Linked DNA regions of Homo sapiens: region 1 is linked to region 2. A link is a contact called in ENCODE Hi-C or POLR2A ChIA-PET data. All regions are on one chromosome and are shown on one strand. The core of a region is the stretch at or near the end of the contact, and the rest is flanking DNA. Distances in the headings are between cores, read along the strand shown. Region 1 overlaps GCFC2 (GC-rich sequence DNA-binding factor 2). Region 2 has its middle 93 kb from the start of EVA1A-AS.

Evidence for each region. A loop is a pair of places that touch in the nucleus more often than their neighbours do. ChIA-PET counts read pairs that join two places held with the same protein, here RNA polymerase II (POLR2A). Pooled maps may share reads with other maps.
Region 1: a pooled map shows a loop between it and region 2 (3-fold over the local background). The contact joins two enhancer-like sites. A Hi-C loop is called at or near these places in 2 of 50 pooled maps. POLR2A ChIA-PET finds 5 or more read pairs at or near these places in 2 of 52 experiments (OCI-LY7 and activated T-cell).

What each region holds. Positions count from the first base shown.
Region 1 is chr2:75,675,301-75,682,817 of GRCh38, forward strand. It overlaps GCFC2 (GC-rich sequence DNA-binding factor 2), which reads right to left. Exons shown (of 17, transcript NM_003203.5): 12 at 4,893-5,014. LOC124906025 (a long non-coding RNA gene) reads left to right here. Exons shown (of 2, transcript XR_007087113.1): 1 at 1-4,552. Among named protein-coding and RNA genes, the nearest start is that of GCFC2, 32 kb to the right of the region's middle. Within about 2 kb of position 2,196, at least 2 of the 41 ENCODE cell types and tissues checked have a DNase peak (open chromatin) inside an H3K27ac peak, as active enhancers do.
Region 2 is chr2:75,427,357-75,434,790 of GRCh38, forward strand. No RefSeq gene overlaps it. Among named protein-coding and RNA genes, the nearest start is that of EVA1A-AS, 93 kb to the right of the region's middle. RefSeq lists enhancers at 5,381-5,460, 5,471-5,740, 5,941-6,020, 6,051-6,210 and a silencer at 5,811-5,900. Within about 2 kb of position 4,520, at least 3 of the 41 ENCODE cell types and tissues checked have a DNase peak (open chromatin) inside an H3K27ac peak, as active enhancers do.

The DNA of each region.
Region 1 (7,517 bases), core at 946-3,445, 250 kb after region 2:
TAAAATGGAAGGGCTAATGATAAAGCCAATGGGGCAAAATATTAATGACAAGTAAATCTTGGTAAAGGGAATATGGAAATACTACTCTTATTCATGAAAGTTTTCTTTCAAAGTATTAATATTTCCAAATAAATTGTTTAAAACAAAACATAAATTCACTGGCCGGTTGCCGTGGCTCATGCCTGTAATCCTAGCACTTTGGGAGGCTGAGGTGGGTGGGTCACTTGAGGCCAGGAGTTTGAGACCAGCCTGGCCAACATGGTGAAACCCTGTCTCTACTAAAAATAGAAAAAATTAGCCACACATGGTGGCACATGCTTGTAATCCCAGCTGCTTGGCAGGCTGAGGCACAAGAATCGCTTGAACACAGGAGGTGGAGGTTGCAGTGAGCTGAGATTGCACCACTGCACTCCAGCCTGGGTGACAGAGTAAGGTTCTGTCAAAAAAAAAAAAAAAAACAAAAAAAAGAAAAGAAACCTCCCATAAATTCACATATTTTAAAACCGTGAGATATTAACTTTTCTAAGTATTAAATAACATCATTTGTTTGATGGAAAATAAGGTTCTCCAAACAGTTTTAACAAGCATTCTGAATCACACTTTCAGACTCACATACAACCCTTTGTGTATATATATATACTTTGAAACAGCTTTAAAGAGGCACTTGTGTGATGCCAATGGTTTTTATGCTGTTCTCTATATCCATGGAGGTAATCCCAGGATGGCCTGGACAAATGTTGGGGATGGTTGGGGAAGAATAAAGGCAGGTGCTCACAACAGTAGGAGCAGTTTTACTTCTGTATGTGTGTTTGCGTATCGGATTGCGTAAGATTTATTTGAAATAGATTCTGTTGATAAAAAAGAAAAAACAAAAAATGAGTCTGAAAATCTATCTGAACTCCCAAGTGATGTTTAGACTTATTTTCACATTTCTACTAAATGGTCCACCAGCCATGTCTAAAACCATTTGCTGATAGGGGATCATTATCTCCTGAGGCTGCCCATAACTTTGGACTATTAGATTTCAGTTAACAATGAGAGTTAACAAACTTTTCCCTCCCACAGCTTCCACTCCTTGGTCTTGGTTTACTTCTTGGGATCATATAGAATAGAACTAGCCCCACTTCCACATGACAATTTTCTAGATTTTAAGATGAATATCATACTTTTTTTTTTTTTACATCTTCTCTTTCCCATACTATCTTAAGACACTCTCCACTTAATATGCTTACACCGAAAATTAAATGCAATATTCCCAGGAAGGTCTAATCTGTGGGTATTATCACCAAATATGCCATTCTTACTCAAAATAGCACACACATACTAGGAGAAACTCCCATGTACCTGTTTTCTGTTACTCAAGTGACACTGCTGACTCACGCTGGGTTTATTGATTATAATCTGTCTTACTTATGCTGCTTCAAAACTGTGTCTCTCTCATCTTTTACTTATATAGTTGAATTTTTAAACGCATGGGTGGGACATGCATTTATTTTTTCACAATTTCTTGAATCAGTCAATTTTCTACAATCTTTTGAAATCTTCTTGGATTCTAATTCTACCATCCACAAGTCTTACAGAATTCCTAGCTTTTTGTCACTGACACATTTCATTAGTATGTATTTTAACTCCTTATCCAGTTCAATAAAAATATTGAACAGGGCAAAGCTGAGAAGATATCTAATACTAACAGACTCCCCATAGGTAGCCAATGCCCTACTGGCCATTATTTTTTAGGTTTACTTAAGCTTATATTTCCCCATTTAATCCCTAAGAACAATCATAATAACAATTTGCTTCAATAAACAATGTTAAGTATCATTTGTATTTGGGAATCCTATCAATGACAGATTATAGTAATTACTGCTTTTTAAATTTAAGTATTCATAATCTTCCTCTATAATAATTTACTTTAGATTTTTAGTCAGAATCAAAACTATTATTACCAGGCATTAGCTTACAGCATTTCCTTCTAACTTTGAAAACAGAAACTATGTTGTCTGACTCAATTTTCATTCTTGAACCTCATTCTCTTTCATCACTGAAGAAATGGAGTGATCCCACTGGTGAACTGTCTTAGCAACATGGGGCATTATATAGTGTAAGTGATTCTCTACCAAGTGCCATTTTGCCATCCCTAGGGAATACCTGACAATGTGTAGACATTTTTGGTTGTGAAGACCGGGGAGTGCTACTGCCACCTAGTGGGCACAAGCCAGGGATGCTGCTAAGCATACTATAGTGCACAGGACAAACCCTCACAACAAAAAATTATCTGTTCCAAATGCCAATGTAGTGCTGAGACTGAAAACCCTGATGTAATCTATTCTCCTGCTTATGAAAACAACCCATTTTCTACATTCACAGCAGAGCGGTTTCAGAATAAAAACATCCATTATAAAAACTGCTTGAGTTTGCCTGTAATCCCAGCACTTTGGGAGGCCGAGGTGGGCGGATCACAAGGTCAGGAGATCAATACCATCCTGGCTAATACAGTGAAACCCCGTCTCTACTAAAAGCACACAAAATTAGCCAGGCATGGTGGCAGGTGCCTGTAGTCCCAGCTACTCGGGAGGCTGAGGCAGGAGAATTGCTTGAACCTGGGAGGCGGAGGTTGCAGTGAGCCAAGATCACACCACTGCACTCCAGCCTGGGTGACAGAGCAAGACTCCGCCTCAAAAAAAAAAAAAAGACTTCATGAGTGAATCCATAATACTGCTGAAGGGCTTCAGTGATCACAAAGAGCCAGGTCTACCACTTAGTATTCAAGTATTTCAAAAATGACTTAACCCTTCTGGGCCCCAGCTTCATCTGTAAAAATGCAATTAAAATAAATACATTTCACAGGGTTATGAGGATCAAATGAGACAATGTGAAAGTATTTAACAAATGGTAAAGCATAATGATTTACATTTAGGTTATAACTAAACAATACTATATGGAAAGCAAATGCAGGATTATATATCTGCTTCTTTGTAGCTTTTAACTACTAATCTTGGTTCTATGCTGCATAACAGCACAGAATAAATCTATACCTTCTTTGAATACAAACAGCATCTCTCTGTACATCTTTCAAATTAAATATCTCTAATTCCTGCAACAGTTTCCATCTATTTTACTTGAGTTTTTATCCTATTGGAGGTAAGCAGAAAATGCCTCTCTCTCTGTTGCCACATGTTGAAATCCTATTCTTTCCCTCAAGCCACAGTTCAAATGCCACCCCTAAGATAAATTATTTCCTTATCCCCACTGCTGAAGGTAACCTCTCTCTCCTGTCTCTCTCCTGAAGACACAGTACTTTATCTATGCTGCTCAAGGGGAGGCAACATGGTCAGTGAGGCAAACTTGGGCTTTAGAGGCAGACTATCCAAGTTCAAATCCTAGTGCTCATTCATAGTAGCACTGTGACAACTAGTTTTAAAGATTCATTTTCTTCATCTATAAAATGAGGCTGTCATCCTTTTAAGAGACAGGGTTTTGCTGTTGCCCAGGCTGCAGTGTGGTGGCACAATCAAGGCTCAATGCAGCTTCAACTCCTGGGCTCAAGGGGGAGCCCAGCTAATTTTTATTTTTTTGGTAGAGATGGATCTTGCTATGATGCCCAGGCTGGTCTTGAACTCTTGGCCTGAAGAGATCCTCCTGCCTCAGCCTCCCAAAGCACTCAGATATACAGGCGTGATCTGCCATACCTGGCGATCACCCATTTTTTAAATAGGGCTGCTGGGATTAAGATGACAGGTACAAGACCTTACAGAGTGCCTAGTACACAATTGGAATTAAATAAGTGTTTGTTATCTTCCCTACTTCTCCTTTTCACTTCCAGTTTTAAGTTACAGTTTATGTGCATCTTATTTTCTCTGAGATTACATGCTTCTTGAAGGCAGAATTAGGCTGGTATCCCTTTTCTCCCTTTCATTTCTTACAGCTATCCTCCTTTGTAATCACAGTTCCAAGGGCTAAAACTTAATGGTGCTCATAATATGAATATGATATGCCTCCTTGCTTTTCAACCACCTCTGTCATTCTACTCCGGGCATTCTCCAGTCTGTCAATTTCTCCTTAATTTCCTAAAGCTCAACCTAAAATTGGTTTACTCATAAAACTGCATGAATCTACAATCTCATCAACAAACAATAAAAAAAAATGCTACAATGAAAGAGTGAGAAGATTCTCAGCAACATCACTCTAAAAAGTTCCCCAATATGTCTTATGTTCACTGAATTCAATTCTAGATCATTGTAAGATTAAGATCTGTTTTACTGAACTTTGAATCCTTAAAGAGACTACTATTATTTGGTAGACTACAAATAACTAGTTAATACAATAAGTGTCAGTCTAATTTTGAAACCATTGTTCAAGCAAAGCCACAATGCCACTGGATTTTTGCCAAAAGAACAAAGGTAATGAGTATTGTTGTCTTCCTTTAGAAGAAATGAATTTGCACTAATGAATTTATACCGGTTCATCTCTGCAGGGCCAGTGTATATTCATAATCCTGAAAGATGGCTGCCTGGGCCATGAGAACACAAATCAGATCACTGAACAGAGAAAAGTAAGCTAATAGGAATGAAAGTCATAATCTGGGTCCTTACATGTATGTCTATAATTTAAAATGATTACCACTCCTATCACAGTGTTGAGAAGTATCAAGGTATATTCTTTCATCTTATTATTATAAAGATAAAAAATAGCCAAGTCCAGTTTAAAAAATTTTTTTTTCATCTCAGTGCAGTCTGAGAAAAAGTCTAGTTTCTATAAATCAAAAGTAAATATGTTTTCCCCCAAACAGTTTTCTGATAATCACTTCTGCATCTTTTATAAACCAAGATCTGTAAGAAAATTATAATGATTTAGAGATAGATCATGGAGTTCGCAACTCTAGAAATTATTACCTGTCTGCTTTTACTAACTTCATTTTCACAAGTGGAATGTTCTTCAAGAATCACTCTGCAATGTGTTATTAAACTTGTTGTCTGTGAGGTTGACAAAGGATCCCAAAGGAATTCTACAAAGTCTGAAACAAATATTTCAGTGGTACACAATGTATTTACTAGATTGTTTTGCTTTTCATATACAAATAATCAAGACCTTTAACAAACACTACTTCCCTCCTTATTCAGTTTAAGTTCCATGGCCAATTATTACCATTACATATTTGCATACATCTTCAATTTCCTTGTTCTTCTTGGGCTTTGTTAAACTCCTCTGGCTAAACTACAGCTCTTTATAGTTAAGTTCACCTTGTCACTGAGTCTCTGCCTGCAACCATGCAGATAAAAAGTGGCTGGAAAAACAAACACATTAACTTGATCACTATACAACTTGAGTGAGCCTCTCTCTCTCTCTGTCTCTCAGGTCCATTCACTCTCCCTCTCACCTAGATGATTACTTCATACCTTCTCCCCTCTCCGTTATCTCTCTCTCAGTTGATGGACTTTTTCCTTCTAGATGATTATTTCCTACTTTATTTTTTCTACTCCCTTGCATTCTCTTTCAGCTAATTACTTCCTAATTTGCTAAGAAAATAGAAGCAATCAGAAAAGCAGCACTATGAAGCTCCTACCACAGCATCTACACACCTACCTACATCTGTGCCGATATGCTCTAACTTGTCTCCTATTCCTATGGATGAGGCACCCACACTCCCACCACTTCAGGCAAACTGTTTATTTTGTGGATGAGATCCCAAGCCTTTTGGCTTAGTCTAAGATCCTGTTCCCAGAACACTGTCCTTCCACTTTGGTATTGACATCACTTGTACTAGATTTTTTCCATCACCCTACAAACAACTATTTATCTTGTATTAAAAATAATCCCCCTCAGTGTAAGGAGGCTGCCAAGATGGCCGAATAGGAACAGCTCCAGTCTACAGCTCCCAGCGAGATGGACGTAGAAGGCCGGTGATTTCTGCATTTCCAACTGAGGTACCCAGTTCATCTCATTGGGCCTGGTTGGACAGTGGGTGCAGCCCACAGAGGGTGAGCTGAAGCAAGGTTGGGTGTTGCCTCACCTGGGAAGCACAAGGGGTTGGGGAATTCTCTCCCTTATCTAAGGGATGCCACGAGAAACCGTGCCAGGAGGAACAGTGCACTCCAGCCCAGATACTGTGTTTTTCCCACGGTCTTCGCAACCGGCAGACCAGGAGATTCCCTCCAGTGCCTACCCCACCAGGGCTGTGGGTTTCATGCACAAAACTGGGTGGCTGTTTGGGCAGACATCAAACTAGCTGCAGGCTTTTTTTTTAATTTTTATTTTTTCATACCCCAGTGGCACCTGGAACGCCAGAGAAACAGAACCATTCACCACCCTGGAAAAGGGGCTGAAGACAGGGAGCCAAGTAGTCTGGCTTGGTGGGTCCCACCCCCACGGAGCCCAGCAAGCTAAGATCCACTGACTTGAAATTCTCACTGCCAGCACAGCAGTCTGAGCCCAACCTGAGATGCTTCAGCTTGGTAGGCGGAGGGGTGTCCGCCACTGCTGAGGCTTCAGTAGCCGGTTTATGCCTCACAGTGTAAACAAAGCCACCGGGAAGTTCGACCTGGGCAGAGCCCACCGAAGCTCAGCAAGGCCACTGCGGCCAGACTGCCTCTCTAGACTCCTCTTCTCTGGGCAGAGCATCTCTGAAAAAAGCCAGCAGCCCCAGTCAGGGACTTAGAGATAAAACCCCCATCTTCCATGGACAGAGCACCTGGGGAAAGGGGTGGCTGTGGGCGCAGCTTCAGCAGACTTAAACGTCCTTGCCTGACAGTTCTGAAGACAGCAGTGGTTCTCTCAGCACAGTGTTCGAGCTCTGCTAAGGGACACACTGCCTCCTCAAGTGGGTCCCTGACCCCTGTGTATCCTGTCTGGGAGACACCTCCCAGTAGGGGCCGACAGACACCTCACAGAGGAGAGCTCTGCCTGGCATCTGGCGGATGACCCTCTGAGACGAAGCTTCCAGAGGAAGGAACAAGCAGCAATCTTTGCTGTTCTGCAGCCTCCGCTGGTGATACCCAGGCAAACAGGGTCTGGAGTGGACCTCCAGCAAACTCCAGCAGACCTACAGCTGAGGGGCCTGACTGTTAAAAGCAAAACTAACAAACAGAAAAGAATAGTATCAGCATCAACAAAAAGGATGTACCCTAAGAGACCCCATCTGAAGGTCACCAACATCAAAGACCAAAGGTAGATAAATCCACAAAGATGGGGAGAAACCAGTGCAAAAAGGCTGAAAATTCCAAAAACCAGAATGCCCGTTCTTCAAAGAATCACAACTCATCACCAGCAAGGGAACAAAACCGGATGGAGAATGAGTTTGACGAAGTGACAGAAGTAGGCTTCAGAAGGTGGGTAATAACAAACTCCTCTGAGCTAAAGGAGCATGTTCTAACCCAATGGAAGGAAGCTAAGAACCTTGAAAAAAGGTTAGAGGTATTGCTAACTAAAATAACCAGTTTAGAGAAGAATACAAATGACCTGATGAAGCTGAAAAACACTGCATGAGAATGTCGTGAAGCATACACAGGTATCAATAGCTG
Region 2 (7,434 bases), core at 3,270-5,769:
GAGTAAGAATGCGTGATGTGAGAAAATTCAAACTTGTTCACATTCATTTTTCCTATTTAAAAAAATGAAGCAGGAGGTGAAATCAGGTAAAAAAAAGTTTGGAGGTTGAATTTGGCTGTTAGCAATTCAGTGGTGGCCTTCACGATGATTTGCCATGGACTGATGGTGGCCCAGAATCCAGTAAGCAAAGGAGTGACTGGGGAGAGGTTGGGGAAATTGTTGGGGGCCCGGGGGGCGGGGAGCAGGCGAGAATGTGGCGACAAGTGCAAATTTTTCTTCCAAAGATGAAGACTGAAAGGGGGATAGGGAATTAGAGTGACAGCTATATTTCAAAAGAAAACTCCTCAAATTTTAAGACAATTTCTGAGTATTCAAGAAAGCCATACACTGGGAGAGAAGATATCATTAACTGACACATGATGAAATTTGTTGTTTTGTTAGTTAACAAAGCATCAGGCATTGCATTGTAAAGGCACAATAAACTACAAATTACCTGTCTCTCATTCAAAGGAAATAAAAATTGGCACCACGACTCCAGCAAGTATGGAAATGTAAAAGCTTAGGGTTTCTGAGCTTTCCATTCAAATCAAGGTTTTCTTAAAGACTGAATGCAGCTCCTCATTCTCCATAATAACCACCTCCACTTGGCCCTGTTCTACAATCCATAAAATGGGCTTCTCTGAATAGACAAAAAAAAAAAAAGAACAAAACAGACTTTTGAAAGTTACATCTAGAAGTCTGATTTAGCAAGCAATCCAGCTAGTGGGCCCAAATGCAGCATTTTTCAACTTTCCACTAAAAAGCCTGTGAAGACATAAGGGGAAAAAAAGACAACAATTTCATCAACTGGGAGTGAAAATCAATCTATCACAAAGATCTTACGGGGATATAATTGGATGACACAGCCCACACGGGCTTTGTTATCAGAAATAGCACAAACCTGTTGGGCAACATTTTTTTTGAAAAAGAGAGGAAAATGTGGTTTCCCTCTCCCAGTGCCTATTTCCTGATTGGAAAGTTCAAGGAGAGTATCAGAAAATCCAAGCTGCATTATCTCTTTAGAGCTGGGGCTGATTTTTGAGCATCTATAAGGCTTTGTTTCTCTTCATCCCACACGTCTACCTTTCCCTAAACAATATAGTTCTAAAAGAATTCATTAGGTTTCATCAGTTTCTGAAAACAACAGGTTAAACATGTGACAAGAACTAATTATGGTGAAGAAATCCTGGAAGTAGCTACATAGAAGCAATTGAAAATTCTAAAGTCTCTGATAAAAGCCCATGCTAACACTGTTGAAAAACCAGCATGGAGTTACAAGATTGCCCCCTAGTCCCTCAGAGACATATTAGGTGGATTAATAATGCTAGGAGCCGGCATCTTAAAATACTTTCTAGTTGTCACTTTTAGAGAGGGTTCTGCCTTGCATGCAAATCAAGCAGATGAGCAGTGGCAGCAGAATGTCAGGATTCTGAAATCTCACTGCCCTGCTAGTGCAGTGCCAGAGGAAGAGGTGCCGTGAAAGACCTCAGGCTTAAGAGGAAAGCTCTGCTGTGCTTAAGCATGTGCTGTGTAGGCCATACTTAAGGGCTGCATAAAGAGGAATTATGAGAAGATGATGCATCTCCCTGTGGAAGAGGAGGCTGGCTGGGGTAGAGTATGGGCGTCTCGAATGGAAAGTTCCATATCTGAAAGGGAAAATATCTCCCTGCAGCAAAAGAGGCAGTTTTGGTAAAATGCTGGGAACTACCCACAAAGCTTGGTTTGTGTCCTGCCTGTGTATCTGTTGTCACTACCATTCCCAGAAGCCATGGCCAACTGTGGCAGGTGCCTTGGCAATATTAATTGGTCATACTGGTGGCATTGTAGATCTTGGAAAACAAAGTGGTTCAGCAGACGTGGCAGTGAGCCCAGCCAGGAATCAGACTGAGTGGTGCCCAGCAGCCTGGGAGCAGCACGTCTCCATAGGCATGTGGTGGGAACTGCTCACTGCCTTGGTTGAGTCGGTGCAAATGCAACTGCTGTCAGCTAGAGCAGTTCTTTCTGTTCCACTGGGAGACAGCTGCTCTGTTTCCTGGGACCACCAGTGCTGCAAGCAAAGCTGAACCTGGCTGACTACAGTCTCAACTCTTTTCTTAAGTTAGCTTTAGATTTTAACTACAAATGCATGACATGCTAAATACTAAAACTGGGATCCACAGAAAGGCACAAAGAAGCTGCATCTTTAGGAGGTCCCACCATTTGTCACCTTTCCATTTGCCATGCCCATACCTGCCTTTGCACCTCCCATCACATTGGCTTCCCAGTGTTATTCTACAATGCTAAAAGGACATCAAGCCAAGAACTCCCCACCTGATCCACAGAGAACTGCCTTCTTTTCCAGTTTGAATTCTTCCAAATTAGGGTATCTTAATGGGACTCTTATAATAGGGTGTACTCTCTCAGGTGGGAAACTTGTGGAATGATCTGTGGCATCTTTCATCAACTTCAGCTTGTCTGCACTGTAAGTGGTAAAAATATCTTTGGTAGTTATAATATTAAAGTAGGCTTCCCCCTTTCTTTTCTAGAAGTTTTATGGAAAGAGATAGAATTTTAGGCAAAAAGCATGACTCAAAAACATGGAGATGTGAAAAACATGGTGTCCTGGGGAATGATGAGTAATTTCATGTGGAGACTATAGGGTATACAGAGAATGGAGCAAAGGGGAAAGAAACCAGCATTCAGGGATTTGTTGAAGTCAGGTAGTAAATAAACTTAAACACTGTGAGTGCTAGTTTCCTGTTGCTGTTGTAGCAAATTACCATACACTTAGTGGCTTAAACAGCACAGATGTATTAGCTTACAATTCTGAAGGTCAGAAATCCAAAATAGATCTTACAGGCTAAAACCAAGGTATCAGAAGAGCTGCACTGCTTCTGGACATTCAATGGGAGATCTGTTCTCTTGCCTTTTCCAGTTTCTAGAGGCCATTTGCATCCCTTGAATTGCAGCCTCTACCTTTGTCTACAAAGTGCATAATTTCAGCTTCTGCTTCTGTCCACATCTCGTCTCTGACCCTGTCCCTTCTGCTCTTGTTTTGTAAGAACCCTTGTGATTACATCAAGCCTATCCAGATAATCCAGGATAATTCCCCCTCTCAAGATCCTTAACTTAATCAACCTCAACAAAGTCCCTTTTGCTACATAAGGTAACGTATTTGCAGGTTCTAGGAATCAGGATGTCAATAAAAAGAGGCAAATTCTGTAAGATATTTGAAGAGATTTATTCTGTGCCAAATACGAGTGACCACAGCCTGTCACACAGCCCTCAGGAAGTCCTGAGAACACGTGCCCAAGGGGGTTGTGTCAGGCCTCTGAGCCCAAGCTAAGCCATCATATCCCCTGTGACCTGCACGTATACATCCAAATGGCCTGAAGTAACTGAAGAATCACAAAAGAAGTGAAAATGGCCTGTTCCTGCCTTAACTGATGACATTACCTTGTGAAATTCCTTCTCCTGGCTCATCCTGGCTCAAAAGCTCCCCCACTGAGCATCTTATGTCCCCTGCCCCTGCCAGCCAGAGAACAACCCCCTTTGACTGTAATTTTCCCACTACCTACCCAAATCCTATAAAACGGCCCCACCCCTATCTCCCTTCTCTGACTCTCTTTTTGGACTCAGCCCGCCTGCACCCAGCTGGAATAAACAGCCTTGTTGCTCACACAAAGCCTGTGGTGGTCTCTTCACATGGACGCTGTGTAAGTTGGGGTGCAGCTTGGTTTTATACATGTTAGGGAGACATGAGACTTCAATCAAATACATTTAAGAAATACATGAGTCCAGTTCAGAAAGGCAGGACAATTTGAAGTGGGGGGCTGGGGGGAGCTTCCAGATTATAGGTGATTTTTAAATTTTCTGGTTGCCAAATGGTTGAGTTTATATAAAGACCTGGGATCAATAGAAAGAAAATAGATAATGTCTGGGTTAAGATAAAGGATTGTGGAGACTAAAGTTCTTAGTGTGCAGAGAAAGTCTTCAGGTAGCAGGCTTCAGAGAGAATAGATTGTAAATACTTCTTATCAGACTTAAGGTCTGTGTTGATGTTAATGCCAGAGAGGCGTAATGAGGCATGTCTGAGCCCCACTTCCTGCAATGGCCTGAACCAATCTTTCAGGTTAAATTTTAAGAGTGTCCTGGCTGAGGAGGAAGTCCATTCAGATGGTTGGGGTGGGGGTGGGGGGGTTAGAATTTTATTTTTGTTTTACAAGGACTTAGGTGTTTTTGGGGAACATAATTCAGCCTACCATATCATGCAAGAGAATTTAAACTGTACTGTGTCAGCCAGGGGTTAAAATCTTAATGCCTACCAGGGCTAGGCAGGTAAAGAAGCATCTTAGTCCATTTTGTCCTGCTATAAAAGAATACTTGAGGCTGGGCAATTTATAAAGAAAAAAGATTTATTTGGCTCACAATTCTGGAGTGCTGAAAAGTTCAGGATTGGGCATTTGCATCTGGCAAAAGCCTCGGGCTGCTTTCACTCATGGCAGAAGGCAAAGGGGAGCCAATGTGTACAGAGATCACCTGGTAAGAGAGGAAGTGAGAGAAGGAAACTCTAGGTTCTTTTTTAATAACCAGCTCTCATGGGAACTAATAGTATGAGAACTCATTCATCTCAACCCCTCCCCAGAGAAAGGATTAATCTATTCATGAGGGATCCACCCCCAGTGACACAAATACCTCCCAGTAGTTTCCACCTCCAACACTGGGATCAAACTTCAATGTAAGATTTGGTGGGACAAACCAACCATATACAAACTCTAACAGAAGTAAATAAAGCAGTCTGGTTATTAGCCAACAGGAAAAAGTGAAGAAAGTGAAAACTCAGAGAGTACTATCTAAAGTGAGTTCTGAGTGTTATCAAAATAAATGCAAACCAGTGTTGCCTGATTACCTGATTCTTTTGGAGAAGCTAAGATCCAGATATTTATGTAAATTTTACCAGTTTTATAAACAATTTTCCAGTCTCTACTGGAATCCTACAAGGATTTTCATGTTAGGAGTTCCTGGTACTAAAATACCTCTGAAGACAGCATTGAAGGAAAGAGGCTAGGAATTAGAATGAATCAGAAAAAACTGTAACAGTGGATAAGAATGCAAACCATAGAGGAGAATAAAATATTTTAAAACCATATGCCCAACAAAGGACTAATGTCAAGAATATATATATATTTTAAATTCTCCAAATTCAATAACAAAAAAGCTAACAATCCAAGTAGAAAATGGGCAGGAGGCATGAAAAGGCATTTCGTCAAAAAACAAATACAGAAGATAAATAAGCACATGAAAAGATGTTCTATGTTTTTAGCCATTAGGAAAATGCAAATTAAAGCCATAGTGAGATACTACTACACATCTATCAGAAGCTCTAAGATAGAAAGAATGACTGCAGTCAAGATGGCCAACTAGAAGCAGCAGTGATCAGACGCTCCCACTGAAAAGAACCAAAACAGCATGCAAATCCAGCACCGGCAACCAAGGTATGCAGGTTCTGTCATCAGGACTGACCCTAGGCAGCTGGCGTGACCCACAGAAAGAAAGGAAGAGCAGAATGGTGCAGTGGCCCACCTGAGAGCCACACAGGACAGGGGAGCTTCCACCCCCCAGCCAAGGAAGGTGGTGAGTAAGAGTGCTATCCAGCCTGGGAAACTGTGCTTTTCCCATGGAACTGTGTAATCCACAGATTAGAAAATCTCACTAGTGAGCTCACACCACTGGGGCCTAGAAAACCACAAAGCTGAGCAGATTCTCAACAGCCACTCAGCTAGAAACTGCTTAAACAGGCTGAGTTCCTGGTGGGGAGGGGCAGCCGCCTACTGTCTAAGCCTTCCAAGAGACTTGGAGGAAGGGCAGCAGCCAACAATGGGACTGCTAGCTGTCTAATACACTAAGCTCTTGGGGTAGAGGAAGGGTGGCAGCCATCTCTATAGCTCCAGGCTGCACTTTTCCCTGGCTGGAGCCAGGGAGGCTGGAAGGCTTGGTCTTAAGAGGTTATTCCTCACAGGGCAACACACAGGCTGTGGCAGACTGCAGCCAGAGTGCATCTTCAGGCCTGACCCTGACCCATCCCTCCTCACTGGGGTGCCTCCCTGGAGGAACTCCAACAACTCCATTCAGGGGCTCAGGGACAGAACTCTGATGTCCCTGGGCCTGAGCTCCTAGGAGGAGGAGTGGCTATATTCTCTGCAGACCAGCAGACTTAGTCTTTCCTCCTGCTAGTTCTGAGTAATCCGGGCAACTCAGACGAGTGAGTTTCCCCCCAGCATGGCACACCCCCTCCACCAAGGGACAGCCAAAGTGCTTTGTTAAATGGGTCCTGCTCCCCGTGCCACCCAACTGGGTGAGACCCCAATAGATGCAGAAAAGGCCTTCGATAAAATTCAATGCCCCTTCATGCTAAAAACAGTTAAAAAAACTGGGTATTGAGGGAACATATCTAAAAATAATAAGAGCTATTTATGACAAACCCATAGCCAATATTATATTGAATGGGCAAAAGCTGGAAGCGTTCCCTTTGAAAACTGGCACAAGAGAAGGATGCCCTCTCTCACCACTCCTATTCAACATAGTGTTGGAAGTTCTGGCCAGGGCAATCAGGCAAGAGAAAGAAATAAAGTATATTTAAATAGGAAGAGAGAAAGTCAAACTGTTTCTGTTTGCAGATGACATGATTGTATATTTAGAAAACCCCATTGTCTCAGCCCCAAAACACCTTAAGCTGAGAAGCAAATTCAGCAGTCTCAGGATAAAAAATCAATGTGCAAAAATCACAAGCATTCTTATACATCAATAATAGACAAACAGAGAGCCAAATGATGAGTGAACTCCCATTCACAATGCTACAAAGAAAATAAAATGCCTAGGAATCCAACTTATAAGGGATGCGAAGGACCTCTTCAAGGAGAACTACAAACCACTTCTCAAGGAAATAAGAGAGGACACAAACAAATGAAAAAACATCTCATGCTCATGGATAGGAAGAATCAATATTGTGAAAACGGCCATACTGCCCAAAGTAATTTATAGATTCAATGCTATTCCCATCAAGCTACTATTGACTTTCTTCAGAGAACTAGAAAAAAACTACTTTAAATTTCATATGGAACCAAAAGAGAGCGCATACAGCCAAGACAATCCCAAGCAAAAAGAACAAAGCTGGAAGCGTCACACTACCTGACTTCCAACTATACTACAAGGCTACATTAACCAAAACAACCTGGTTCTGGTACCAAAACAGATGTATATATAGACCAACGGAACAGAACAGAGGCCACAGAAATAACATCACACATCTACAACCATCTGATTTTCGACAAACCTGACAAAAACAAGTAATGAGGAAAGGAATCCCTATTTAATAAATGGTGCTGGGAAAACTGGCTAGCCATATGCAGAAAACTG